Linked DNA regions of Mus musculus: all the other regions are linked to region 4. A link is a loop called in an ENCODE intact Hi-C map of the cell type or tissue named here. Cell type or tissue: left cerebral cortex. All regions are shown on one strand. Region 1 holds the start of Fam122a (family with sequence similarity 122, member A). Region 2 overlaps Pip5k1b (phosphatidylinositol-4-phosphate 5-kinase, type 1 beta). Region 3 has its middle 4.2 kb from the start of Fxn. Region 4 holds the start of Pip5k1b (phosphatidylinositol-4-phosphate 5-kinase, type 1 beta). Region 5 has its middle 52 kb from the start of Tmem252. Region 6 has its middle 57 kb from the start of Gm50341. Region 7 has its middle 39 kb from the start of Tmem252.

Region 1 (4,000 bases), 80 kb after region 4:
GCATCAGGAATAATAGCTAACCCCTGATGCTGTTGTGGGCAAGGATTTAATGGGATATGGCATCGTGTAAATTAGTTCTTTAACAGGTATGAATACTTAACGTTATTTTATCTTCAGGATCCATACTTAGTAAGAACTTCAATTAAAACCTGTTTGAGACCAAGTGGAAAGATATATGGGCAGGGAAACAGGAGACTTAGCTTCAAGTCTTGGTTCCCACCATTAACAAGCTGTGCAAAGCTGACTGTCACTGACCTTTGTATCTTAAAACAAAAACAAAGCTGGTCGTAGTGGCGCACACTTTTAATCCCAGCACTCGGGAGGCAGAGGCAGGCGGATTTCTGAGTTCGAGGCCAGCCTGGTCTACAGAGAGAGTTCCAGGACAGCCAGGGCTACACAGAGAAACCCTGTCTCGAAAACAAAACAAAACTCTTAGCTCAAAGTGGCCAGATTTGTATATATAACTCCTCAAGCCTACCAAAACTGAAAACTCAACCTCCACCCCATGTACCTTTCCTATTCATTTGACATTACCATCTAAATTACCTATTTCTTTTTTTGTTTTTTAATTAGATGTTTTATTTACATTTCAAATGTTATCCCCTTTCTTAGCTTCCCCTCCAAAAATCCCTTATCTCCTCCCCGCCTCCCTATTTCTTTGAACACCGAAATTTAACCTATTGGCAAATCTCATCCCAGATGACATCAGTGGATCCCCTTCTCCCCATTCCCTACTGTTACAACCCTACCCCAGTATTCTGCTCTCTGTAGCAGCTTTCTACTCTATCTTCTGGCCTCCACTCTTGCCTCTGGCCCCCTTTCAGCTCATTCCATGGTGTTTAAAGCAAAAACCATGCTGAGTGTGGCACGATATGCCCTTAGCCCTACTTCCTTTGGGAGTGAGGTGAATCACTAGAGCCCAGAAGTTTGAGATTAGCCTGAGCAATGACTTAGTGAGACTCCATCTCAAACCATAACAGATAAAGCCCAAGCCTATTATTCCCCTGCCTAATACTGCTCAGGGACTTATAATCATAGGACTGGGCGCTCAGTCCGTTGACCTCTCAGGTCACCTGTCTCCTTCTTGATTTTTCTTTCCTTGTTCTTCCCCAGACGGGTGGGTATGTTGGCCCTTCGCATTGGTTGGAACACTCGGCCCTGCCCCCACCTCCCACAGTCCACAGGATTTGTCATTTACAACTGAACTCTGCCCAACTGCCCCTCAAGGGCTATATATAGGTAGTGCTTGACCACACCGTCCCACTTCTACCTCCAGCCATACCACCAAAAGTCCCCTATTTTCTCATCCCCCACTCCCACCCAGTAGAAACTGAATGTCCTCACACAAGTCCATTTCCTAGCACAGTACCTGGTACATAGTAAGTAGGTATGCCCGAATAGGAGACTTGACTGAATAAATGAACACATACAACTTCCCTGTTAATGAGATACAAAGTTTTGTATTAATTACATAAGCTAAAAATCTGTTGATCTATGAATGTGTCTTTTTTTTTTCTTTCATTGGATTCCCACACCAAGTGAACATTAGTATGTGCACGGTTAACGGCAGAAATATGACAACTTTTTTAAAAAAGATGTCACAAAGCTTCTTCCTCCCAACCGCCTTAAGTCTACTATTCTCTCTTGGCCCTCCCCGATTCTGTCCTAGTGTAAATCAACCTCCTCTTTGGCCTTTTCCCTGTAGGTTCTAATCCCATGTCTTCTTCCTCAGACCTCAGCCAAAGGCTGCTCCTGTACCCTAATATGCTTCCTTGAGAACGCCCGGGAGTTCATTGTTCTCAAAAAAAGCCCAGAACTTGCTCTTGTCCACCATCAGGCTAACAACCCTGTCCTCCTGGTTCCTGTCTGTCACCTAGCTGGGTAGCAGTGGCTCCCTGCTTCCAGTCCAGTTTTACAAAGCGCCGCCGTGGCCTCCTTCAGACTTCCCTCTGGGAAGCCCACCAGGCCGGGCCAAGCTCAATCATGAAGCCCCACATCACCAAGGGCCTATCTTTCTGAGCTCACACTTGCTTCATAAGCACATACACTTCTCAATGCCCCGGCCTCCGTAACCTGCCTTCCCGCGAGCCCGCGCCCAGTGACTATTTGCGGAAGAAACGAACACTGGAGTCGCCCAACCACTGCTCGCCCCCTGCCCCCGCCGCGGCGCCGCAGCCATGACGCACTAAGCTGGCGCCGCGAGAACGGGCGTGCCAGGGCGCCTGCGCGAAGGGGCACGCCTGCGCAGAGGCGCGAACCCGCTGACAGATTCTCGAAGGCGGCGGCGGCGGCGGCGGCCTTGGGCCGCGGGGAATGGGAGTCCCAGGGCCCTGACTGAGCACCGCCCCCGCCTCCCGGCCGCGCCATGGCTCAGGAGAAGATGGAGCTGGACCTGGAGTTGCCCGCGGGCGCGAGCCCGGCGGAGGGCGGCGGCCCTGGCGGCGGGGGCCTGCGGAGGTCTAACAGCGCCCCCCTGATCCACGGCCTCAGCGACTCGTCGCCGGTGTTCCAGGCCGAGGCGCCCAGCGCCAGACGGAACAGCACGACGTTCCCGAGCCGCCACGGCCTGCTGCTCCCGGCCTCGCCGGTCCGAATGCACAGCAGCCGCCTGCACCAGATCAAACAGGAGGAGGGCATGGACCTGATCAACCGAGAGACCGTTCACGAGCGCGAGGTGCAGACCGCAATGCAGATAAGCCACTCCTGGGAGGAAAGTTTCAGCCTGAGTGACAACGACGTGGAGAAATCCGCCTCCCCGAAGCGCATCGATTTCATTCCGGTGTCTCCGGCACCGTCCCCGACCCGGGGAATTGGGAAGCAGTGTTTCTCACCGTCCTTGCAAAGTTTTGTGAGTAGCAACGGACTGCCTCCAAGTCCCATTCCCAGCCCAACCACCCGATTTACCACCCGGAGAAGCCAGAGTCCCATCAACTGCATTAGACCAAGTGTTCTTGGACCATTGAAAAGAAAATGTGAAATGGAAACTGATTATCAGCCAAAGAGATTTTTCCAGGGCATCACCAACATGCTGTCTTCTGACGTTGCACAGCTGTCAGACCCCGGTGTGTGCGTATCTTCCGATACCCTGGATGGAAACAGCAGCAGTGCCGGATCTTCCTGTAACTCACCAGCGAAAGTCAGCACTACCACCGACTCTCCTGTGTCGCCCGCCCAAGCAGCCTCCCCCTTTATTCCAGTAGATGAACTTTCCTCAAAGTGACTCACTCATCTTGAATCCCCCTCCCCCAATGGAGAGACAAAAAAACAAAAACAAACAAAAAAAAAAAGAAAGAAAAAAATCAAGTTAGAGCAAGCACTGAACTTTGTCGATTACGTTAAAGCCGTTTCCTATTTGACTCTTCCCTCTTTTTGGAAATTCCTGAAATGTTATTCTAGAGAATTTCTATGTCAGGTTCCTGGGGATGCCCTTGAATTCAGTGTAGTAATATTTTCGGACTTTTTATCAATAAGTGTGTTGAAGCATACATTTTACGCTGCTAATATGTCTAAATACATATGTTATCCCTTGATTTTTTAAATAATTGAGAGCTCTATTTATTTATGGGATTATTAAGTTCTGATGAAAATATAAATGTTGAATTTCAGTTTAGTAAACTGATGTTTTAAAATTCCATAGTTCATGGCACACTAATTTTTGGTGTTTTCAATGGTTGCTATTTTACATCTACTGAAGAATTTACCTACTTACAGCTTTAAAAAGAATGTTAGTCATATCAGTCCATTGGTTGTCTAGTTTACCCAGGAGCCCTTGGTATTTAATGTCCTAGGCAGAAAGGTGGATGGGAGGGAAAAACGACAAAAGGAGAAATAGCACTTGCAGCAAATGTTTTAAAATTCAGTATATAAAGTAAATATTTACGGACATTTTCTAACACTTTTCATAGTAACTCTGGTAAATCACACTAATACAAGTACAGAAATGACAAGTTTCTTTGTGAAAACATTTTTAACCAGAAAGTGCATTCTTTTGGGTATAGTC
Region 2 (4,000 bases), 260 kb after region 4:
TGAATCAGAGGGAGTCAGTCGCACACGGTTGGCTCTCCAAAGAAGGGACAGTCATTCCCCAAACTCTGCAGTTTCTCTAACCGCCCCCCCCCCACACACACACACACAGCATTACGGTTCACTTAAACTTTAAGGCAATACGTCTAGAACATTAGACACCATTAATTTGTAGTTCTGGGGTGTGCTTTCTTGCTGGAGATATTTTATTATTTTTTAATGTTGTCCTACAACTGGGAAGACTCAGCTTCTTGCCTACCCATCAGTGACTTCATTTGCCTCTACATTATGGAAGAATGATAAAGAAAATCCAGTCTGGCCTGCGCAACTTCTCTCTCCTTTCTTTTTGACCTAATTCGAAAGCTCTGGATCCCAACCATTTCTATCCCAGCCATCTTTAATTGAACGGCCCTGAAGGCTTCTGGGATGACATTCTCTTTGGTGACGTCACCCAGTGTAGTGTGAGGTCTCTTGTGAGGCTTTTCCCTTGAAGATTCGATGTTTCCTTCTTAGTAGTGATATCCTAACCCACTTTGTGGTCAACTGATCCAAACTAAGTATTTAATTTATATCCCTGTGAAATATGCAGACTTACACCACATTGATTTGTGTGTATTGGGTAACCTGAGATTTCCTTTTAGGGATCCACCCAAAGTTGTGCCTTTGGGCTTACAGAGGCCTTGTGACTTTTCTCTGTAACTTGAACTGGAATTTAAAAGGATGGTTGACCTCTGAGGAGAGATAACAGTTTCATCATTCAGTATTCAGGCATTTAATTCAGGTCCTACCAATGTTTCGCCCAACACTGCTTTCCAGAGGTCCTTCACCTTCACACTGTACACCCCTCGGCTTCCTGGCTCATTTGCAAATATTCAAATCCAAGGGAGATGGTTTTTTAAGATGGCTTTATCCAGTGTGACCAAAGATGTTTCCTGTTGAATGCTGAGCTGATGAGCCACAGATTGGGGTATTGAAAAGCAAACAACAGAACTGAGTGGGCCGCACTGATGGGAAATGCGAGCTTCTGCCGTTCTCCTAGCGGGATGGTCGCGTGGATATCAGCCCCCGATGCTGCCTGTCACCCTGGGATGCTAAGGCAGCCTGCCTGGGGAGGGGAACCAACAAAAAGCCATTCCCACTGGGAAATGGAGTGGGAGAGAGTGCCCTTTCGTGGCTCCCAGGGAACGGGTTGTCAGTGAGAGGTGAAGGAATTGCATTCTTATTAACAGAGAAATCTAAAGGATGGCTGCCACCCAACAGCGACTTCTCTCCTTCTGTTACTCAATCCCATTGCCTTTACACTGGCCACATTAGCATCCTCTCAATAACACGCCCTTTATCTGTGAAAGTGCTTCTGCAAAATGGCTGTTTGAAGTGCAAAAATAACTGCATGTAAGGAAAAGAAACAGTTAAACCCCACCCCACCCCCAATTCTCTGCCATACTAGTATTGGAGATTAGTGTGCTGACCTACTGTCAGCCCTTGGACAGCTTGATTATTCGGTGTGTTTGGGGTTGTTAATGCTACCCTTTGATCATGGGAAGAAGGGTGGCAAAGAAGTGAGCGTGGTTGAATAAACAGCTGCCACGCCATGGTGTGGGAGGAAAGCCTGAGAAAATACCAAGACAAACGCTCAACAAATTAGGTCACAGGGGTCTTAGAAAACTCAAAGCAGGGGCTTTGGCAAAAAGAAGCTGAGTTTCTGAACTTGAATCCTTAGGCTTGGAGGTGAATGATGCCTCCCCGGCCACACCGCATCAGTAAGGGTCTCTAATCTTTACCTGCTTAAGCCAGTACCGGCTGCCCCAGGGGGTGTTGATTGGAAACTCTGGCATTCCCACTGCCTCTCCCGAGGGAGCTGGATTCCCAGGTCTAGGTTACTCCAGGTCTAGGGGATCTAGTGCCCTCTTCTGGCCTCTCCAGGCACCAAACATGCACAGATACACATGCAGACAAATACGTATGCATATAAAATAATAAAATAAAATTTAAAAATATAAACAAAGCTGACCAAGTCTGACAGTACATGAGAAGGGGTCCAGGGGAGGAGCCTGAAGGCCTGGCTTTCCTTTGTTTGTTGGCCTGTATTACTCTCCTGCTGTAAGAAATTATCACAAACTGTGTGGCTTAAGCAACAGAAATGTGTCACCTCCTAGAGGCCCTGGGTCTGAACACAACATACCCACAGTGCCTTGCTCCCAGAGCGGATGTGAGGACAGATCGCTACCTGTGCTTGCAACCTCTCTGGGCTTCATATGTTTACTGGTAGTCGGAATCACTTTTCCTCTGATTCTGAAAGCAAGCCCCTATGATTGACAGCCACAAACTCACTGATCGGTGTCCCTCCTTTCCACAAACCCTCTGCTGCCACCTACTGGTGAAAAGGCAGCTCTGCCCATGGGTCTGGGGGAGTGACTGAAGGCTCTATTGAAACCTAATGAAGAGTGAGTATGGGGCTCAATAACCTGTTTCCTCTTGGTGCACTTGACCACATTCTTCCAGCATAATGCATCTCAGCTCATCAGGTAGCAGAGTCTTTGGGCATCAAAGGCATCTCATACCACAGGCCTAGCATCTGCCGTCTCAGGTTGGCCTGGAGGCTGCAGTTAGAATCGTGCAAAACAGAGAGGAGAGAGGCTCATCTCTCAGACTCCAGCATGCGCTTCTCACCCACTTTAGTCTCTGGGAAAGCCTCCTCTTGACCCTTTAATCCAGCATAGAAAATGCCACTTCTGCAGTTGAGACAGCAAGGGTAACACTTGATCTTAGCCAAAAGGCCGAGAAGCGTCAGCAAGTGTAACATAGTAGCAACAAACACCCAGTGCTCCAGGCCTCCCTTATGCTGTCTGTGACCTATCCTGCTTAGGGGAGTAGGATTAAATATAATAAAATGAAAATATGGATAATTTAAAGACAAGAGTATTCTTTAAATCCGTGGGGCTCCTGGCCACTGTTTCTTTTTGCTAGAGCTGTCACAGCCAAGCACTAGGATAAGTCACTTTAGAGTGTAGGAAGGTCTTCTTTCGTGTCTCTATAGACTGGGAGTTAGTTCACAGTCAGGTGTCAGTGGGGTCCCTAGCTCCATTTCCAGAGAATCTGTGTAGGCCTCTCTACTTGGCTTACAGATAACTGTCTACTCCCTGGGTCTACACAATGTCTACTCTGTGTGTGTCTGTGTGGTCCAAACTCCCTGTGTCTAGAACAGTAGTTCTCAACCTTCCTAATACCATGACCCTTTAATACAATTCATATTGTGGTGATGTCCCAACAAATAAAATTATTTTCATTGCTACTTCATAACTGTAATTTTGCTACTGTTATGAATTATAATGTAAACATCTGTGGGTTTTTTTTTGATGGTCTTAGGCAACACCTGTGAAAGGGTCATTTGTGCCCCACCCCCACCCAAAGGGTCACAACCCGCTGATTAAGAACCATTGCTCGGGCTGGTGAGATGGCTCAGTGGGTTAGAGCACCCGACTGCTCTTCCGAAGGTCCAGAGTTCAAATCCCAGCAACCACATGGTGGCTCACAACCATCCGTAACAAGATCTGACCCCCTCTTCTGGAGTGTCTGAAGACAGCTACAATGTACTTACATATAATAAATAAATAAATAAATTAAAAAAAAAAAAGAACCATTGCTCTAGTAGGACACTCGTCCTGATGAAATAGGACCTAATCTACCATCTCATTTAAACAGATCTCCTCTGTAAAGACCCTGTCTCCAAACAAGGCCATACTCTGGGTGAATGACAGTTAGGGGCCTCCACCTTAGAGGGACATGGGTTAGCCCATGACAACCATCGTGTACTCCAGTAGAAAGCAGCACTACCTCTCCGTACTTCCACAGACAGGGCCTGGTGAGCCTTCGGCTTCACAATGTCCTTAGCTCTAGTGTGGCTGGGGATAGCCCTTCATGCTGATGACAAAGCAGCCAGGAACCAAAGCCTGGGCTCTTTGTCAAATGATATCAGCACTGGATTCAGTTCCCCATCTCCCAA
Region 3 (4,000 bases), 270 kb after region 4:
ACGACTATAAACTCATACAATGGTCAGCATCCTTACTCATTGTATCATTAGCAACCATGGGGCTTAGATCTATAGACACTTGACCTACTGGTGGATGGATAGGTAGCTGAACTAGGGTGGGGTGGGGTGGATGGAAAGACAAGCCTGAGCAAGAAGAAAGAATAGCAGTGAGGTAGTGAAATAGAGATTAAAACTAGAAGTCAGATTAAAAACAGACTCCTTGTGATGGTTTGCATATGCTTGGCCCAGGGAATGGCACTATTAGGAGATGTGACCTTCCTGGAGTAGGTGTGTCACTGTGGGGATGGGATTAAGACCCTCATTTTAGCTGCCTAGAGGCCAGTCCTCCACTAGCCGCTTTCAGATGAAGACATAGAACTCTCAGCTCTGCCTGTACCATGCCTGCCTGGATGCTGCCATGTTCTCACCTTGATGACGATGGATTGAACCTCTGAACCTGTAAGCCAGCCCCAATTAAATATTGTCCTTATAAGAGTTGTCTTGGTCATGGTGTCTGTTCACAGCAGTAAAACCCTAACTAAGACACTCCTGTAATTGAAAATATCTACGGAAGAAAGACTTTACATGACTATGATGTCCAGAATATAGATACAGGTAACAGTTGCTGTCCAGCCTGGAAGACAACTGTGGTGGAAATTTTATGCAGAGATTTCACTGCACCGGTGCTTGATGTGAAAGAAGAAAGTGTGGAGTCTCATAAAAATTAAACGAAGCAGAAAGCTGCATTGCCTGTTACAACCAGAGATCTTGGAAAGGGGGGCGGGGGGCGGATCAGAGCCTGGGAATGGTGGCTAAAATAAGGTGACTTGCCCAGTAAGAAGGGGAATCACAGAGGAAACCCAGTCACTACTGGAAACCCAGTCACTACTGGAGATACCACCTGCATGGGTAAGACAAGAAAGAGGGGAAACAGCCACCAGCCTTTTCTCTGATGTACCACTGCCCTCCAGGCTATAATGTCTGTTATTGTAATGTATTGTATTGTAATCCTCATCCACCCAGGTTGCTCCTGCCATGTCCCAAAGAAACTTTAGGACAAACTGAAGGGAGTTTGGGAGTTGTTATGGTTTGTATATGCTCAGCCCAGGGAGTGGCACTATTGGAAAATGTGGCCCTGTTGGAGTAGGTGTGGCCTTGTTGGAGTAGGCTTGTCACTCTGGGTATGGACTTTAACACCCTCATCTTAGCTGCCTGGAAGCAGTATTCTGCAAGCAGCCTTCAGATGAAGATGTAGACCTCTCAGTTCTGCCTGCATCATGCCTGCCTGGATGCTGTCATGTTCCCACTTTGATAATGATGGACTGAGCCTCTGACCCTGTTATACATTGCCCTTTACAAGACTTGCCTTGGTCATGGTGCCTATTCATGGCAGTAAAACCCTAACTAAGACAGAAATGTAATTTGCAAGGATGAGAGTCCCCTATTCAAAATAAAGCAAATCAGCCCAGGACTAGCGATCAGATCTAGGTGTGAATAGTAGCAGAGAGGATCCTGGTAACCAGGAGGCTGCAGCCACCACCTGACCTTCCTTCCAGGGGTGAAAAGATCTTGGTGAAGGAGACAGAGTACTGTGGCCTGGGGCCAAGGAGCTTAGCACAGGCCACTATTTCTAATGACTTGTAGGGCTAGTAAGGAACAGAAAGGTGTGTTGTGCCGGCTAGTTTTGTCAACTTGGCACAACCCAGGATCATCTGGGAAGAGGGAACTTCAACTGAGAAAATGCCTGCATCAAACAGGTCTGTGGGTAAATCTTTAGGGCATTTTCTTGATTACTGATTGATGAGACCCACGGAGTGTTTTCTGTGCTCTGCAGTCATGGGTATAGAACTTGCCTCTTAAATACCACCAAGACTAGCCACCTGACCATGTGTGTGACCCACACTTGAGGATTTCCATTTCTCACAAGCTGTTTATTCTGTCTTTATGTAAAGCCCTAAGGCATTTGCTCTATTTGACAGTGAGGAAACTGAAACTCTGAGAAATGAGAAATAGAGCCAGTCATGGAGGTGTGTGCCTATAACTCCAGCACTCAGGAGCTGGAGGCAAGCGAACAGGGAATTCCAAGCCAGCCTGGGCTTCCTAGCAAGACCCTGACTCAAAAAAACTAACTATAAATAAGAACCAAGTTTGAAGGAATTTGGACAATGTCATGAAAATTATCTCAAACTTGGAAGTAAGAAAAAGAGATTGCTGTAAGTCTATAGCTCAAACTTGCACAAAGAAACTGAAGGGGACAATTTTGCCCCAGACACTCCAAGAGACGATATTGCAGTGTCTAGAAACATTAGAGTATAGCAACTTAATCTGGAGTGGGCACTACTGCCACCTAGTGGTTGGAGTCTAGGATTGCTGCTGAAACTCAGACTGGGGCAACCCCACAGCAAGGAGGTCAAAGGGTCATCATTGAGAAATCCTCAAGGAGAGCATGACCACACTTGACCTATGACTGACTACTAGTTGTGTCTCCAGCACATCAACATGTAGAGCGCTGTTTTCAGGCCTTTGACTTCTGACTCGGCAGCTACCCCAGGCAGTACAACGTGTGTGGAGTCTGCAGCAATTGGGTCTTCTTGTCAAGTTCTGGTGGACAGTCGGGAGCAATGACAATAGTCTGTATTGTTGGGGAGACTGTTTGAACCTCTCTTACCAACAGCTTGTGGGGAGGTAGCTTACACTTGGCTTGTTTTTCTTTATGTGGTGTCGAACCCACAGCTTTGTACTATTGAGTTAGAGCCCTAACCTTACCCTCTCTTCATAAATACAGATATACACTGGATTTGGGGTCGTATGACCTTATACAACCTTAGTCACTTCTTTCAAGGTTCTGGATGCAAATACAGTTTGGTCAGAATGTATTGGGGAATGAGATTTTCTGCAGGGAACTTGAAGGACATTTCAGCTCATTATATATCTCTATTTCATTGTTAACATCTGCAGGGCAGGTGGTCCTGAGTTGTATAAAAAGCAGGCTAAGCAAGTCATTTGGAGCAAGCTAGTAAGCAGCACTCCCCCGGGACACACACACACCAAAACACACCCCCGCCCATGGTCTCTGTTTCGTTTCCTGCTGAGTTCCTGTCCTGAACTCCCTTGTGTGTCCATGAGAAGCATGCTTCTCACCTGTTGAATGCTGTGCTGTACAGATACAGCAGCTGAGCCCACAAAGCCATGTGTATTTCTATCACAGCACAGAGCTTCCTTGAGGGACAGCTGCTACATCTATGCCAACTCCTTAATCAATACAAGCCACCCTCTAAGGCTGATATCTCAGAGCTGAGGATGGGGCTCAAAGATGGAGCACTTGCCATACATGCCGAATGTGGTGACAGACACATTTAAACCCAGCACTTGAGAGGCAGAGGCAGATGAATTTCTGTGAGTCTGACGCCAGCCTGGTCTACAGAGCAAGTTCCAGGTCAGTCAGGATTGTATAGTGAGACCTTGTCTCAAAAAGCAAACAACAACAACAACAAAATCCACAAATAAATAACATGTTGTTCCAACCACACCACCTGCCTCTATCTTTGTGACCCCTCAGATAAATCTCCAAGAATAATTTTGGTTTTGTAGAGATGAGAGCCCTCTCCCAAATGCTGACTCCTAGGACCCCAAGGCATGCTGCTGGAAGTCAGGCCCAGCAAATAAGCCCAACCTCCTCTCTTCTGGGCATCACACATTTCATAGTTAGCAATTATTATTTAAATTAGTGCTGTTTCTTACCTATTCTCAAAAACACTCATATCAGTTAACTGATTCACACACTTTATTAATCAGTAGGGGTTTTGGGGTTTTTTATTTTCTATTTTTTTATTTTTTTAGGTTTAGTTTAGTTTTTGGTTTTCTGAGACAGGGGTTCTCTGTGTAATTCTGACTGTTCTGGAACTCGATCTGTAGACCAGGCTGACCTCGAACTCACAGAGATCTGCCTACCTCTGCCTCCTGAGTGCTGGGATTAAAGGCATGCGCCGCCACCACCACC
Region 4 (4,000 bases):
GGGCAGGAAGGAGAAAGGAGAAGGCGGGGGAGCTGAGGGAGGAAGAGAGAGTGATCAGAAGAAATAGAAAAGAGTAAAGGAAGATTAAACAAACAAAAAAGGAAAGTAGACATCAGATTTCAGATGTGGTCAATGTTAAGAGTGAACTTGAAATTAGAGAGCACAGGGTCCTTGGGGGTAAATCAGCCCTCTGCAATTAGAAAAATCAAGCTATACAAAACATGTAAGCCCTTTTGTCTGGTTAGCAATTATATTTCCATGAGAAGAAGGCAACTCTAACGTTGTGGAAGGCAAAGGCGCTACTGTCCCATGTCAATGGCTACAACCCTTTCCCCTGGGGTTCTTATGTTTTTGATTCCCTGGCTGCAGTCTACACAGTAGATAAACTACCCAGAGTTGACAATAACAGAGAACTTCCACGTTCAGGCTTCACAATACCTGGCAGTTTCTAGCCACCCCCTTTTAGAAATTAGATGCACAGAAGAAGTAGGGGTGCCTTGCTGCAGAGAAACCCAAGTCAGCTATCTGGGCAGTAAGAAGTTAGTTATATCACTGAGGACCAAGTTACCTGCTATGTGAGCAAAGCCTTCTAGCACCCTGCAACTCTGTCTAGCTGCCTGGTGAATAAAGCCAAGTGAGTTTCCAGTAAAGCAGCCGATACTGTGTTTCTCATGAGGTGAAGCAGTTTGTCATGAAGCAGTAAATAACTGAAGTAGTTGTCTACAGCAGTAGCTACTTAGTATTTGTTATGAGCCTATGGTTTGCGTATATACGGTCTGTTGATCTGGACCAAGCCTGACTAAGCTCACTGGGACTTGCTTGTTCCTCTGAAAACAAAGGAGGGCTGGCTAGCCAAGGTGACCCCCGCTGGTGACTCAGCTCTTGCTACACATAGAAACCCTGTCTCAAAAAACCAGAGAGAGAGAGAGAGAGAGAGAGAGAGAGAGAGAGAGAGAGAGAGAGAGAAGTAAGGTGAGGCTATAAACCCTCAAAGCCCACCCCCAGTGATGTACTTCCTCCAGCAATGGTCTTTGTCTAGAGGTAGGTCTTGTTCTCCTGGGAATGGCAGAATTCCAAGAGCTGATACAGAAATGCACAGTTTTGAAGACTACCATTATATCATGAGTGTACTTACTCCATTGGCCAAAGTAGATCATGTGGTAGATTCCAGGAGGAAAAGCCTTGGATAGAGGGAAGCTATTACTTGGGAGCCATTATTGTTTTTGTTTTGTTGTTGTTGTTGTTGTTGTTATATCTGCTATAAGAAACATACATGTCTCCTCTGTATGGAAATAAATAATAATTTTAAGACTTTGTTTAAATGATTATTTTCTAGTTTTTAAATAGGTTTCACGATTTTTCTGGCCAAGTCACTATTGCTAGTGACATTGATGATCTTTCATTTCCAATAGAGGATGGCTTTCCTGAAATCCCACCGATATAAGTAGATCAGGAAGGATTGTTTTGTTTTGTTTTGTCTTTCATACATGGAACTAACAATGGGGTATAAGGCTCGTGGGGAAATTCTTAGAGTCCAGTTTCACCGTGTTATCTCTACAAATGTCCTGTAAGCAGTTGGCTTTGGGACTTCTCTACCAGAAGCCCAAGGTTGTTTGCCTGGGAGATTAGGTTCTAATGGAGAAAGCAGCTGTGCAGGATTGGGGTGTGGGAGTCTAACGCCTCTGAGCGCTTTTGATCCACTGAGAGGTCATTCAGATTTGGCTTCGCCTGTTTTCATATCCCCTATGGCATCGCCTCTCTGGGAAGCAAATCCACTTCCCACTCCTTGAAGTTCAGAGTGGAAGTCTGAGGCACGCGACAGGGAGACTGATTTCCCCAGCCCCAGATTCCAGCCAGCCCGCGACTCAGAGCGGTGAGATGCTGCCCCCTATACAGTGATTCACAGCAGTTGGTTGCAAGGTTCTTTGATCTTTGATCCGCTGCTCTTTCTCTGCTGCCCCCTCCACTGGCCCCATCTTGAACTCTGTTAAGTCAGTATTGCTGTTACTTTTTGTTCAAGGACTAAGAGTAAGGAAAACTGTGTCCTCGCCTGTGAGTTACTGGATGTCTTAGGGCTACGGTTTTCTCATCTGAAAAGCGTGCAAGCTGGACCACACACATGTTCTTACTCTGTGCTTTAATAAGTCCAGAATGCTTGGACCCAAGTCCTAAGTTAGTGATGCCTTAAATCGCTAGTAGCGGCCACACACACCTGGAAGAACACTGGAGATACCGTCCCTAACAATACACATCTATTTGATTTGTCAGCTTTACGTGAATAAAACTTTAAGAACAATGCATTTTTTGTTATAAAGGAATTTTTATGCTTCATTCCAGGGTGATACTAAACCACCACAAATTCACTCGAGTTGGGGTTGGGGGTGGGGTTGTTAAAAGATTTCAAAACTGCCTGCAGGTGCTCTTTGTAGAGCCTCAAGGGAGTGTCCTCAAGCAAGGGTCATCAAATGCTGGTCTTCCTCTGACAGAACGCAAGTTTTCTTTCCCACAAGTGTTTTGTTTTGTCTGAGGAGGGGAAAGTGGAAGGAAGTGATAAAGCTGAACTGTACCACTTGCTTCGACCCAACTGGGAGGGAGTCGCTCTCTTCCTGTGCCTGTTAGATAAATTTAATTTTAGCGTTCAGAACAGCACAACTCCAAACGGATCCTTAGATCTAGCCCCTACCCTCTTCGAAGCTAAACTAACCTAGTGAGATTCCAAGTGGCTCCAGCAGGCGCGCCCCCATTGTAGCTCAATGGCGCGGGACCCCTCACTAGCCCATCCCTAACCTGTTGGATAGATCGTCCTTCTTGAGAGCACCTGCTATCCTTAGAAGGGAGACAAGTGTGGTCTCAGAACCTTTGCGCGTCCCTTCCTGATAAAGGGGGTATAGGGGAGGGCTCTGCTTGCTTAAGTGCTGGCTCCTCAAGGAAGAGGAGTCAAGTCTGGCATTGCCCGACTGGTGGCCAGGGACACTGGCAGCGGCACGCCCTACCCCAACACAGTCCACAGCAGTGAGGCTTCGAGACTCTGAGAAGCTCCCAGAAGCTCTGGAGCTTTGGAGGATCCCGCTAATCTCAGGGAGCCGCTTCACCCCTGCTCTGAGTCCTGGCTGCACAGTGGCCCGGGCGCACAATCTCCCACGCACCGACTAGAGCGTTAGGTCCGACTGCGGGCTGCTCTGCTGCTGCAAACCGGTCTGGCTTCCTTGCAGGGCGTGCGGGACAGAGCAGAGGGTGGAGAGAAAAGGGGAAGAGCCTGGGCGGCCGGCGGGCGGGGCCTGCAGCCTCCCGGAGTCGCGGCCGCCGTGCAGCCTGCTCGCTGCCCGCCCCGCTCGGACTCCGGCGCGCCGTGCGGGGGCCCGTGGCTGCGGGGCACCGCCACTCCTCGGCCTCCATCCCCCGATCTCGCCTCGCCGCGCCACCCGGCGCTGTCTGGTCCTAGTGGTCCGCTTGCCGTTCTGCCGACCAGAGGAGCGGCGGGAAGGAAGGGGAACGCGGGGACACGCACACCGGCCGCGGCGCGCGCGCATTGCACACTCGCAGCCGCGCGTCCCCGTCGCCGCGCGTCCGAGCCCAGTGTGGCCCCGCGGCAGGGCCCGGCACCTGCCCGCCCCCCCACCCCACCCCCCGGCGCTGCTCCGGCTCCGCCCCGCCCGCCGCCCGCCGCCCGCTGCAGCCACCGGAGAACCCACGACATCCCGACAACTTGCCCGCGGTGGCGCAACTGGTCTCGGCCGCCAAGGCTCCAGCACGCCGGCCGAAGGAGGTAAGTTTCCTGCGCGTCCCCGGCAACCCTGCCTACACCCTCCCTTGCCGCCGCGCCTGAGGCTCTGTGTGTCTCTGCTGGGACCTGACCTGCTCTCCACCTTTCCACTTTGCCTGTCCAAGTTGTGCTGGGGGTGACATGGAGGGGGCGCCCGTGGTCGTCAAACCAGGACCTTCGCTCCTCGGGGGCCACAGCTGCGCAGTCCCCGTGGGCACCGACCGCCTCGCTACCCTG
Region 5 (4,000 bases), 64 kb before region 4:
CCGTTTTCTGTATGGCTGCCTGAGACCGTACTGAAGTATGTGGTCTGTGGAACGCCACTGAAATCTAGGAGGAAGTCCACGATCCTGGCTGCTGTTGGCTGCTGTGGGCAGGAAGCATCTTCTGTAGTGGAATAAATGACTGCAGACTCAGAGTTGAGAAGGAGAGACATTGAAGGGTTCTGTGACAACCCCTTCACCCCCCAAACCCTGACCAAACCAGTCTAGACAGGAAGCCATTGAAGAGACTCCCTAAAAAGTATGATCAAGATGCTTAAGTGTAGCTCTTCAGAGAAGATGGCCTACGGAGGAAGTGAAGAGGGGGGCAGGCTCAGTTATCTTTAAGGGGTTGGCCACTGGGAGCTTGACCAAGCTCCAAGAAGGCAGACCTAGGAGGAGTGGGAAGCAAGGGTGATCATGGTGCAGTGTGTGAAGTTTCTAAATAATCAATAAATATATTATGTTGGGGGAAAAAAGGAAGTTCTTAAATGGAAAGTTGAGACATGTGACAAGACTGTTACAGATGGAGTTTGAAGGGCTGGGGAGATGGCTCTGCTAGTTGAGTGTTGTGCCATGCAAGCATAGAGACCTGCGTTTGGTTCCCAGCACACACATTAAAAAGCCAAGTGCTGTAGGCTCAGTGGTGGGGAGGCGGGGACCTGAGAACCCCTGGTGCTCGCTGGTTGGTCAGTGTAGCTAAACCAACCTGTGGCCTCCACATGCATATGCACAAATACAAACGCATGCGTACAAACGATGAATAATTTAAAAATATTAAATGGAGCTTGACCTTGAGGAAAAGAATAGTTGAAGTTTCATAGTTGCTTTTCTTCATTCAATAATAAGAAAGACCAGCCGGGTGTGGTGGCGCACGCCTTTAATCCTAGCACTTGAGAGGCAGAGGAAGGTGGATTTCTGAGTTCGAGGCCAGCCTGATCTACAAAGTGAGTTCCAGGACAGCCAGGGCTATACAGAGAAACCCTGTCTCGGAAAAAAGAAAGAACATGTGTGTGTGTGTGTGTGTGTGTGTGTGTGTGTGTGTGTGTGTATGGCCTGAATCCATGCATATGGCAAAAAGTAGAGGAAGGTGGCTGGCTTGAATTCAGAATAAATAAAGAAATAATGGCTTAAGGGCACTGCAGCCCTTCCAGAGGATGGGGGCATTTCCCGAGCATGTCCATAATAACTGTAACTCCAGTTCCAGGGGGTCTGACACCTCCTCCTGGCCTCCGTGGGCAGCCGTCACACACATGTGACACAGACATTCATGCAGGCAAAACACCCACACACATTAAAATAAAATAGGGTTTAAATAATAAATACTTAAAACAAATGCCTATTAATTAATTAATTATAAATTAAATTAAATATTATTAAATTAATAATCTATAGATAAATCATATTTATCTTATAAATTTATAATGTATAAATAAACAAAATAAATTAACTTTAAATTAATTAAATCAAAAATATTTCATTAAACTAATAATGAATTATTATTTAAATTTGGATATAAATAATATTTAAAATAAATGAATGATAAATAATAAATATCTAATATTTTATATGTGTAGGTGTTTTGCGTGTGTAGACACATATCTATTATTCTTTTGTTTTTCAAACGTGACCTCTCCCATTCCTCAAGCCTGTTGTGGCGTGGTGGTGCGCCCTCTGGTGGTTCAAGGTTTAAATAGCTCCACCTGCCCCAGTAGTGACTGTTCTGGTAGAAACCAATCTCAATTAAAATAAGAAACCTCAATTTGGAGGTGTGTCCTGGATATGCCAAGTCAGGGTGATTTCCAGGAATTTTTAAGGTATTTCTGGTTTGCATGAGCGTGTGTGATTTGCATATATGTTTTCAAGGACATATTCTAGCCACCTGTGCCTTGGGTTGATCTGTGTGGCTTGAAATAAAGCCGGTTAGAGGAGACAGTGTGAAGTGGACAAAATGGGTTTCTGGCAAGCGGCCCGTCCTGTTTTTGTGCTAAAACACCAACCAAAGGTAACTAGTAAAACCTAGTTAGTAACCTAGTTAGTAAAACCAACCAAAGTTGCTAGTTAGAGTCAGGAAAGGAAGAAGTTAAGGGTGCGTCTTATTTTTTTTTTTTTTTTATTTATTTATTTATTTTTTGGCCCTGGCATCTGGGTACACAATGGTATTGTTCACTGATTTGAATTCTACAGCAGGCAAGGGTTTGTGGGAGCTGTGAAGAGTCCAGTTTATGATATGCTTGTCCTAAACCAGTGGTCCTCCACCTTCCTAATGCTGTGACCCTTTAATACAGTTCCTCACGTTATGCGTGACTTCTAACCATAAAACTATTTTTGTTGCTACTTCATAACTGTAAGGTTTCTGCTGTAGGAATCATAATGTAAATATCCGTGCTTTCTGGTGGTCTCAGGTGACCCTGAGAAAGGGTCATTCGACCCACAGGTTGAAACCTGCTGTTGAGATGACTGTGTGGAGAAGTCAGCCTGTGAGCTCGCTGAGTCTCCGTCTGAAGTTCTTTCTGCTGCAGTGTGGATGTTTGTCCTCCACACGGATCTTAAACTTGCGGATGGCAGAGAGTGGGTGCTGGCAGGGACCTTTAGTCATGGCTGCGCTGTTCTGGCCTAAATGGTTTGGCTGGGGCATCTCTTTTGATGATGGTATATAAGGAATAATGCATGAAAGAAATCCAGTATTCCCCTTCCAGAAAGCATCCCCACACCATGCTAATGTTATTCTTGATGCATCAATGCAAGGGCTCTCGATGCATGCTAAGCCAGATGTTTTCCTTTTTTTTTAACAATCTAGTCATTGTGTGTCTTCTCCAGAATCACTTCTTATAACACAAAGGGAAGGTTTAGAATGAAGAAGGCAAAATGGCAGGCACCATTAGTATCTGCTACAGACTATTTACTGGGGGCCAGGGGATTCCCTCGGACTCCGAGTAAAGAGCTCAACTCAAAATCAGTTAATGTCCCCACTAACGGGGCTCAGTGGCAGGGGTTGCTCCTTAGGTGCTATACCAATGAGGACACAATTTGTACATATTAGAACCTTATCAGGAGTGAACACTAAACAACCCCCCAGCCAGGAAAATGCTAGCAACATGCTAGCTTACGTGCTTTGAACATAACATCTTCAAAGGCACGAGCGGGACACCAGAAGTAGATAATGAAGCCTATTGCTGGAGACACTGCATGCTTTAAATGAGATCACAGAAATGGAGCTGAGGCTGAAAGTCCCCTATTGGCAAGTTTCCATACTGCTGGACAGTACTATGTAGGCTGCTGGGAGGGGAAAGTCAGCAGTAATCTCTCTCAGCTATGGGCCCTGTCTTAGTTAGGGTTTTACTGCTGTGAACAGACACCATGACCAAGGCAACTCTTATAAAGGACATTTAACTGGGGCTGGCTTACAGGTTCACAGGTTCAGTCCATTATTGTCAAGGCAGGAGCATGGCAGCATCCAGGCAGGCATGATGCAGGAGGAGCTGAGAGTTCTACATCTTCATCTGAAGGCTGCTAGGAGAAGACTCTTTGAGAGAGCTAAGATGAGGGTATTAAAGCCCCACCCACAGTGACACACCCACTCCAACAAGGCCACACCCTGGGTCAAGCAAATACAAACCATCACAGACTCTGCAGGTGCAATTCTGACCCGTCAGGCAAAGTATGCTCACCGGGTCAATAGTGAAAAGAATGTTTTGGGGCTAAATAAGCACTATCCAGTTTGATCTGTGGTCTGCTCTGTGGGATGGGCTAGGTCTGCAAACCTGTTCAAAGCCTGTGGCTGGCAGGGTCCCAGGCCTGAGGGATGTACTGCCGATGTGTTGATAGATGGAAATGTAGCCAAATTGCCTCCCAGATGAGTGTGTTTACTCCTGTAGATAGTGCCACTGTCAGCTTCGACCAGAGACGCTTTTGTAGTGCAGAGAGCAACGAAGAATGCAGCCTCACAATGGTCAAAGTGCTGAGAATACATTGAGTGCTCAGCCCTGAACAAGACGTCTATGTC
Region 6 (4,000 bases), 55 kb before region 4:
GATGAGGCAGCTGCTAAAGTAGATTTTTTTTTCTCTCTGAAATCACCTAGCCATCTTTAAGGCGATCCCTAACATCTCGCTGGGAAGCCTTGAATTCCATTCCTTGAGCTGATTCCAACTGTTCCGTGAGGTTAAGAGCATAGCCATAGCATATTTTCTCTTCTCCATCCTATCAGTCTGCTTCTCCTAAAACTCCCTCCCCACCTCTCTCACTCAGGAAACTTTATTCTCCAGTCACTAGGAGAACTGAGGCTAAGGGTAAGAGCTTTGCGGTGCATTGGCAATAATCAAAACTAGAGTGAAGTGATCAGAAACATCCACTCTGCCACTTACCAGACTTGGAAATATTTCTCTACTCTATGCCCCAGTTGATGGTACTATTGATGATAGTCTTTCCCAGGGAGGCTAACAGCAGGTTTAAATGAGTTGGGAGGTAGCATCTTTTTGATATTTAGGCAATAGAAAGGCAAATTGACCCTGATTCTGTGGCTCTTTGCTGGAGTAAACAGAGGAAAGCACATACACAAGAGAGACATGGGTGGATCTGCTTGGCAGAGTTGACCACTGAATGTGCCTTGGTTTTGGAAACATAATCAAAGAACAGTGTTCTATCACCTGAGGTAAGCCACCCATTACAGACAATGGTCAACCATCCTTTCCTAGATGCATGCTCTGGACACCTGCCTGCCCTCTCTTTCTTCTTTGTAAACAGAGGCCAGAACAGACCAGCTTCGACCGCACCAGGAGTGAGTTTAATGGCTGCTCCTCTGAATGCTGCTCAACAGCACAGTGACCAAGAGGGAAATAAGGACACTCCTGACCACTGCCTCTTGCTCATTCCCATGGGACCCCAGAGCATTTCTCTGAGCATGCTACTGAAGAGCATTGCCTATGACTTCTTCAGCCAGTCTATCACCAATCATTTTATTGTTGTGGTGGTGGTGGTGGTGGTGGTTGTTGTCATCGTCGTCGTCATTGTCGCTATTATTAGTAACAAAGCAGATTGAATACTTGGAGGAGACAGAGATCTTTACTAGATTGGATCTATGAACAAAATACAAATTAGACTGAACAGTGTCTTTTTCTTTAATTCCAACTTTTCCACTTTCTTTAGCTGTCCTTCTAATCTAAATCTGATTCCTGGGAGTATAATGACTTTCACCTAATACTGTATGGGTCACACAGTCTTCTCTGCTGTTGACTCTGCCAAAGGAAAGAGGACATTGGCATTCTAATTACTGGTGGGGGATTCTGGAAAAACACCTTTTGGCTCTGAGCATATTTATCAGTGTTCTCCGCACTGATTGAAACCTGCCACTCAAGTCTTTGCACAGCCACCGGGAGCATTAAACGATGTTGATGCAGGGACTTCAAACACGAACGTGAAATTTTGATCAGATGCCTGAGGATGCCAAGCAGGTGGCATCAGTGTGTCATCTGAATCGTGTGTCGCACACTAGAGAATAGTGGTGGCTGGGCAAAGACATTCAAAGACAACCGTTTTTTAAAAAGTGATTGTGGCAGAATGGAAAAGAAATGTCATTTTGTGTTAAACTGATCTCTTCATAAATTACTGAATCTTCATTGCATACACTAGCAAGATTTTACTAAAAGGACCCAGATATGGCTGTCTCTTATGAGACTATGCCGGGGCCTGGCAAACACAGAAGTGGATGCTCACAGTCAGCTATTGGATGGATCACAGGGCCCCCAATGGAGGAGCTAGGGAAAGTACTCAAGGAGCTGAAGGGATCTGCAATCCTATAGGTGGAACAACAATATGAACTAACCAATACCCCTCTCCCCCCAAGCTCGTGTCTCTAGCTGCATATGAATCAGAAGATGGCCTAGTCGGCCATCAGTGGAAAGAGAGGCCCATTGGTTGTGCAAACTTTATATGCCTCAGTACAGGGGAACGCCAGGGCCAAGAAGTGGGGGTGGGTAGGTAGGGGAGTGGGTGGGGGAGCGTGTGGGGGACTTTTGGGATAGCATTGGAAATGTAATTGAAATAAATACCCAATTAAAAAAATTACTGAATCTTTTTCTGTTACTTTATATGTTACTGAGTCTTTTTAAGGCTTAACCTTATTTATCTGTGGAAATAAAGGTTGTGGTATGTTTCTCCGGTCATGGAGATCTTAGAACAATGCAAGTTCGTTAATGAATCAGACTCAATCTCCCTGTGTAAATAGTTTGCTTGCTTTCTCCTCCAGGGAGCACTGTGTCCTGTTGATTCCCTCCTAAGGTGCTGAGGTATCTAAGTGTGTGCTGGAGCTGGGACAATGCTAGGAAGAGGCATGAAGACCAGGTAGTCAGGGAAGCCTGCCAAGACAGAGCTGACTTTGTGTTCACACTGCCCTTTGTCCGAGAGCTTGTCATAGAGGCCGAGCCCAAATGAGGGCTCCCTTCTGGCACTCAGAAATGATGAGGCACACAGAAACACATGCCCATGATGTTCAGAATCCAATGTCTGTCTGCATATCTATCTATCTATCTATCTATCTATCTATCTATCTATCTATCTATCTATCATCTACCTAACTACCCACTTACCTACCTATCCACCTTTCATATCTACCTATCTGTGCATCTTTTCGTTAAGGATAGCTACCAGTTCCTACAAGGAAACACTGGCATCCCTAAACCAAGGCATCCTACTCCAATGCTAGATGATCCAATAATACTTTATTTACCTTAACATTTGAAATGGGGAAAAAAAGCCCATCTTCTTTTTTCAAGAAGAAAAGTGTGAAAACAAGCAAGCAAACAAACAAACAAACAAACAACTTCATTTTCTCTAAATTTGGAGCCAGACTTTCATTCGAGTTTCTGTCATGACCACAGGGAACAAGGAATACCCATCCTATCACATGAATCTCTTCATGATTTTTCTCATATGTTCAAAACAGTCTGAAGTTTGACATCTTTATTTCTACAGTAAGAACACAGTTTGTGTGTTTTCACTATACCTGAGGCTTGGTGAAGAGTCTAGGAAAAGTAACAGTGGGAGTTTGTGCCACCATCCTCATTCGGTGGCAAAATGTCAGACAGCAGCAACTTGTTCAACAGGTCATCTGGGCTCACACCTTCACTGTCCACCATAGCCCATCACATTGGGATTGACCTGGTGGCTGGGGCACGAGGAGGCAGCTTCTTCTTACATTGTGGCTGATCAGAAACAGAACCAGACTACAGGGCTTAAAATCCCCCCCGCCCCCCCAGTGACCCACTGCTTCCTGTCAGTCTCCACAGCTCCTAAAACAGCAGCAACAGCAGGCTGCCAGGTGTTCACACAAGAATGTGGGAGACATTTCAGGTTCAAACCAAAAAAAGAATCCACGCCAAATACTGCTGCCAGATTCAACACATGAATTCTGAGTTCAAGATAAAAGTGAATACACTATTAAGATGCACACACTCCCTCTGCATGGCCACTATGTTTAACTTATGCAACTTAAGCAAATGGCTTTACCTGAAACCTAGATTTCAGTGACTATACAGTATTTTAGTCTACAACCCTAAGTCCAACTCACCAGGTAAAGTCCCCATGAGTGGCAGCAGATTCTCTGCAGTGTCCCAATGCTATGAGTCTGCGGGGGGGGGGGGGGGGATCTTTGTTCAAGGACTGATTTCTGATCTACACGCTGCAGCATTCCCCCACGGATGGGAGAGCATCTGTTAGCTCTATGGTCTTCCAGCAACCTTCATCTGAGCATCTTTTGAAGAGACAGATCACAGAGAGAAGGAGAAGAAAAACCTTCTCCTCCCACATGCTGGCAGAGGAGCTATAAGGCTTCTAGAGCTGCGATATATAGTACAATCAAAGAGAAGCTATCAAATAAGATGTGGGGATAACTTATCGAAAATGTCTGGAGCTGTGTGTAGCTTTACTCATACATGGGAGTTATTTAAGGGACAATTTCTTCTCTTCCCATCATTTTAAAGATGAAAAGACAAGGACACGAGAATGAGATGGATGTGTATATATCTCTGTGCATAA
Region 7 (4,000 bases), 77 kb before region 4:
AAGGTACAAATCAACGCTTTTAATGAGTGTTCTTTTCTACACAACTGGCAGCGGGCACACAGCACAGAAGGTGAGAAGGGAAACGTGCGCTCTGCAGAGAGAACCACAAGGTGGAATATATTTAGTTTGTTACATAAAGCAGAATGATTACAGCAACAGTCTTCATTGCTAATTCTGCCCCAGGTTAGAATGCAGGCAGGACTAGGGAGTCCTGTTAGAGAGAAGCAGCAAACTAGTGAGGGAGAAGACTGGAGAGAGGAATCCAGTTGGTTGCTTTCGCTTACAGTTTCTTGGAAATCCTCGAATCCCTGCAGGCTGCAGGCGGCATCCATCCAGCCGGTTAGCTGGGTGGGAGGAAGTGAGAGAGCCACATGCAGACCTCAGCCACCTCTCTTTGCTTTATTGGTTTTGTGTAAAGAGTGAGAGCCAGACTTTTGTTTGTTTGGTTTGGTTTTTTGTTTATTAGCTTTAATTTTTTTGTTTGTGTGTGTGTTTGGTTTTGAGACAGGGTTTCTCTGCGTAGCCCTGGCTGTCCTGGAACTCACAGAGATCTGTCTGCCTCTCCCTCCCAAGGGCTGAGATTAAAGACATGTGCCACCACCACCCAGTAAGAGCCACTTTTTAAAAGTCTGAGATTTTGAACAAATGGTAATATCAGCTATGTACTGTTTAAAAAAGAAAGCAAAGACACACACACACACACACACACACACACACAGAGAGAGAGAGAGAGAGAGAGAGAGAGAGAGAGAGAGAGAGAGCGTGTTTCAGGTGTCCACCTTGCTTAATGGAGTAGAGCTGTTAGGCCAGCATTTAGGGGCTTATGCTCACAAGCTCATGGCCAGGCGGAGGGCCATAGGGAGACCCTGTCTCAAGCAACAATAATGAAATAAACAATAAACACTGAGTTTTTCTTGCTTATTCTTGGTGGTTAGTATTGCCACCAAGTGATGTACCACCTGACATACTCTCTGTCCCTCCTCACAATAATCCCTCAAGGAAACCAGAACTAACTCCATTTTATACCTAAAGAAACTTATGGGTGCCCATCTGCTGTGTGGTCAGAACTCCACAGACTCTAAGTCAGAAATAGACACGCTGGTCTTTGATACTCACTTCCTGTCTGCAAAACCTACCCCACATTGCAGTGATGTTTTAGCAAAACCCAGGCCCAGGTACACGGAGACTGAAGAAAGGGACAGATGCAGGATCTCATAGACTGCAATTTATCGTGGAACTTACGGACAAAAACACATGGCCCTGGATGACAACAAGACTAAGTGGATCCAATTACTTGGGACAAAAGAAGGGTTGGGACGAAAGTGACCTCACCTTAGCTGGAGTGGACCTGGCCTATCTTAAGAGAATATCAAAGAGCTGGGCACATTCTCGGCCCCAGGGTCTGCCTATAAAGACCCACATTCTACTCATGGTTTGGTTGGTTGGTTTTGGTAGATGGCGATGGTGGTGGTGGTTGGTTGCTTTCGCTTACAGTTTCTTGGAAAACTTCAGAGGAAAACTGAATAGTGTTATTTTAGGCAGCTGTGGAGGCAAGATGGCGTCACTCATGTCAAGCTGAGTCCATGGGAGTGTTCTGAGGCCCATAATATCTGCTCTCTGTAGCTGTCTTTCTATCTACAGAAATCACCTGAGAAATGAGACACAACGCTTCTGAAACTAGCTAAGTACCAGCGCATGCCCAACACCGCAGGATAGCTAAATAAGAAAATGTGTTTATTTTTTAAAAGATTCACAAGCTGGACACAGCAGTATGGGTCAATAATTCCAGCCCTCAAATGGCAGACACACGAGGATCACAGATTTGAGGCCATACTGGAATATATAGCAACTTCCAGGCTAGCCTAGCTATAGTGAGATCCTGTTTTAAGAATCAAAAACCCAAACAAACAAAAGACAAGAAATTCAGCCATTTTGAAAGAGCAAAGGAAAAATTTATTTTATTCTGCTTTTAGTAGTCTTTGAAGGAGAAAATACTCTCAAATTATCATAGAGGGGATTCAGTGTTTAGCAGTGGCTCCTGCAGGTCTGTCCTTTTTTGGCTTTGCACTCAGTCAGTCAGGAGGCTTCTTTGTAGCCAATCTGCAAGCTCAGAAATGCAGAAGGCTTCTCCTGCCCTCCAGAAGAGGGCTTCAGAGTCCCCATCCCAAGATTCAACCTGATGAAACACAGCTCGACCACTAGAGGGAGACGGCGAGGTCCTCGTGCTTCTGTGAGATTTCAAGTTTGTATTTGCTTACGAAGATGTCCTGATGCTTTCACCTAAGAGTCGGGCTTTACACTGAGTGCACCGAGCCTGTGGAAATGTGCCCTCCAAACCCAGGATTCTGTCTCATTTGAGTCTATCTGACATCCGCTTACCCAATAAAAAAATCATTATCTCCTGTTCAGGCTCTTCAAAAAACTGTTTGAAAAATAGATTGTCTTTGTGTGCTCAAGTCAGCCACACCTCAAGAAACTTTCAGAATGCAAAATATCTCCTACTGCTTTACTCCTGAGGTAGTGCCAGTCAATATGGAATGTACAGATGGCAGGAACTCTCACCCTGGGCCATAAGAAAGTAGCCCACTCAGTTCCCACACAAGTCACCTCTATCCGTGCCTATTTAATAGAGCTGCCGATGGACTCTGGGGGAGTCAGTGTGCTTCCCCAAGTGTGACTGCAAAGGGCTCTGGTGCTAAAGATAAAGACAATGATGAAATTTATGCTTTGAGTACCTCTTCTGCACACAGCTAAGACTTTTGACTGGATACTGGGTTTTTATAGCAGGGAGGAATTGAAGGAGATTGAAGATAACCCACAACATGAATAATTACCCTGGCAAAAGTGTTACTCACCCAGCCCAGAAATGTCGCTCTACACCTTAGTACGTACCCTCCCTTCACCTGGAACCGCAGCCCAAGGCAACGTGGTACCCACAGATGGCTGGTGATGATGCTGTATTTCAGTGCCGTACAGTCATGTGGATGGTATAGTGGGGGAGGGGGAGCGGGACATGGATGGCACTGGTATCTAGAATGTCTAGAATGATACTAGTTGGACAGTGTAAGTGTAGGGCATAGCTTCGTTCACAGGTCTGGCTGGATAGGAGCGTCTTCATGGTTTGCTATTGGGCCTTTGAATAGAAAGCAGTAGCAGCGTCTTCTGCAACCTTTATCATTGTTCAAGCCAGATTCATAAGCAGTAAGCTCTCATTTCAGGAACTATCATAAAACCTCATGAGAGAAGGACTCTAGACTGACTTTGTAAGCAGACCTTTTCTTTCAATCCTGCTAATGTCCTTCCCACTGCTCAAGACCTATTTTGAAGGCCTCTTTCTTTCCTGATGTGTTTCCTGGTACCCAGGAGGATGTGACCTCTCCCATTGTTTCAATAAGGAGCAATGAAGCCAAATACCCCACCTCTCTTCAGGATACAAATGCTGGGCAGTCCCCTTCTTTACATTGAATGTACATGAGGTATTTATAAGGCCAAGTGATATGGTTCAGCCCTAAATACATAGAACCAACAAAAGTTGCCTCGTGATCCATTGTAAGTCAGACTATCCTTGGGCCCTCTGTCCTTCCCTGTGTGGTCCTGGCCAATGGATATAGAATTTCTATGAGGCAGCTAGAAGACAGTCTAGCAAGTTGATTAAAACCAACCTTCACAGCAAGACTGTCTTCCAGCTGCCCCATGGGACTTCTACATCCATTGGCCAAGGCCACACCTGAGTCCAGAGCCTCACCTGAGGAATCGTCCTGATTACTTGATTGCTATGTGGGTGGCACCTTCTGGTAGCAGCCCAGATAAGAAAGGTGTGGCAGCAGGAAGCTTACTTGCCTTTTGTTCCTTTGGCCTTCCCTCTCCCTGCAGATTTACCCTATCACTGCTTCGGATTCCTTAGCCAGTACCAGAACCAGGATTTCGAAGCTTCCACTGGGACTGGGGACCAGTGGCTTTCCAGAAATCTTCCAGGTTTTCAACATCAATCAGATTGGGA

What was found. Peaks named below come from ENCODE experiments on the same cell type or tissue, not always from the same donor. Only the 100,000 strongest peaks of a DNase experiment are listed, where the experiment ranks them.
Region 1: a loop joins it to region 4, with 7 times the contacts of the local background. A loop is called at or near these places in 12 of 42 quality-filtered maps.
Region 2: a loop joins it to region 4, with 7 times the contacts of the local background. A loop is called at or near these places in 16 of 42 quality-filtered maps.
Region 3: a loop joins it to region 4, with 2.8 times the contacts of the local background. A loop is called at or near these places in 2 of 42 quality-filtered maps.
Region 5: a loop joins it to region 4, with 2.2 times the contacts of the local background. A loop is called at or near these places in 3 of 42 quality-filtered maps.
Region 6: a loop joins it to region 4, with 2.2 times the contacts of the local background. A loop is called at or near these places in 7 of 42 quality-filtered maps.
Region 7: it touches region 4 in a loop (2.3-fold over the local background); 2 of 42 quality-filtered maps call a loop at or near these places.

The regions. Positions count from the first base shown.
Region 1 is chr19:24,475,722-24,479,721 of GRCm38, reverse strand. The region is part of intron 1 of Pip5k1b (phosphatidylinositol-4-phosphate 5-kinase, type 1 beta); the gene reads left to right. Fam122a (family with sequence similarity 122, member A) reads left to right here and starts at 2,248. Exons shown (of 1, transcript NM_026520.3): 1 at 2,248-3,943. The coding sequence starts at 2,366. The coding sequence ends at 3,220. In left cerebral cortex, a CTCF peak has its summit at 2,445 (motif pointing right); DNase peaks (open chromatin) are centred at 2,211 and 3,036; H3K4me3 peaks cover 2,405 bases; H3K27ac peaks cover 1,439 bases.
Region 2 is chr19:24,299,457-24,303,456 of GRCm38, reverse strand. The region is part of intron 14 of Pip5k1b (phosphatidylinositol-4-phosphate 5-kinase, type 1 beta); the gene reads left to right. Among named protein-coding and RNA genes, the nearest start is that of Fxn, 21 kb to the right of the region's middle. In left cerebral cortex, CTCF peaks have their summits at 1,904 (motif pointing left) and 2,366 (motif pointing left); DNase peaks (open chromatin) are centred at 1,915 and 2,325; H3K4me3 peaks cover 367 bases.
Region 3 is chr19:24,282,793-24,286,792 of GRCm38, reverse strand. No RefSeq gene overlaps it. Among named protein-coding and RNA genes, the nearest start is that of Fxn, 4.2 kb to the right of the region's middle. In left cerebral cortex, a CTCF peak has its summit at 2,349 (motif pointing left); a DNase peak (open chromatin) is centred at 2,357.
Region 4 is chr19:24,555,531-24,559,530 of GRCm38, reverse strand. Pip5k1b (phosphatidylinositol-4-phosphate 5-kinase, type 1 beta) reads left to right here and starts at 3,659. Exons shown (of 15, transcript NM_008846.3): 1 at 3,659-3,766. Gm50341 (predicted gene, 50341) reads right to left here and starts at 3,199. Exons shown (of 2, transcript NR_169181.1): 1 at 3,147-3,199; 2 at 2,121-2,523. In left cerebral cortex, CTCF peaks have their summits at 1,899, 2,743, 3,217 and 3,909; DNase peaks (open chromatin) are centred at 1,938, 3,274, 3,459 and 3,778; H3K4me3 peaks cover 1,352 bases; H3K27ac peaks cover 868 bases.
Region 5 is chr19:24,619,692-24,623,691 of GRCm38, reverse strand. No RefSeq gene overlaps it. Among named protein-coding and RNA genes, the nearest start is that of Tmem252, 52 kb to the left of the region's middle. In left cerebral cortex, a CTCF peak has its summit at 1,671 (motif pointing left); a DNase peak (open chromatin) is centred at 1,691.
Region 6 is chr19:24,611,023-24,615,022 of GRCm38, reverse strand. No RefSeq gene overlaps it. Among named protein-coding and RNA genes, the nearest start is that of Gm50341, 57 kb to the right of the region's middle. In left cerebral cortex, a CTCF peak has its summit at 2,201; a DNase peak (open chromatin) is centred at 3,738.
Region 7 is chr19:24,632,961-24,636,960 of GRCm38, reverse strand. No RefSeq gene overlaps it. Among named protein-coding and RNA genes, the nearest start is that of Tmem252, 39 kb to the left of the region's middle. In left cerebral cortex, CTCF peaks have their summits at 313 and 2,165 (motif pointing right); DNase peaks (open chromatin) are centred at 304 and 2,177.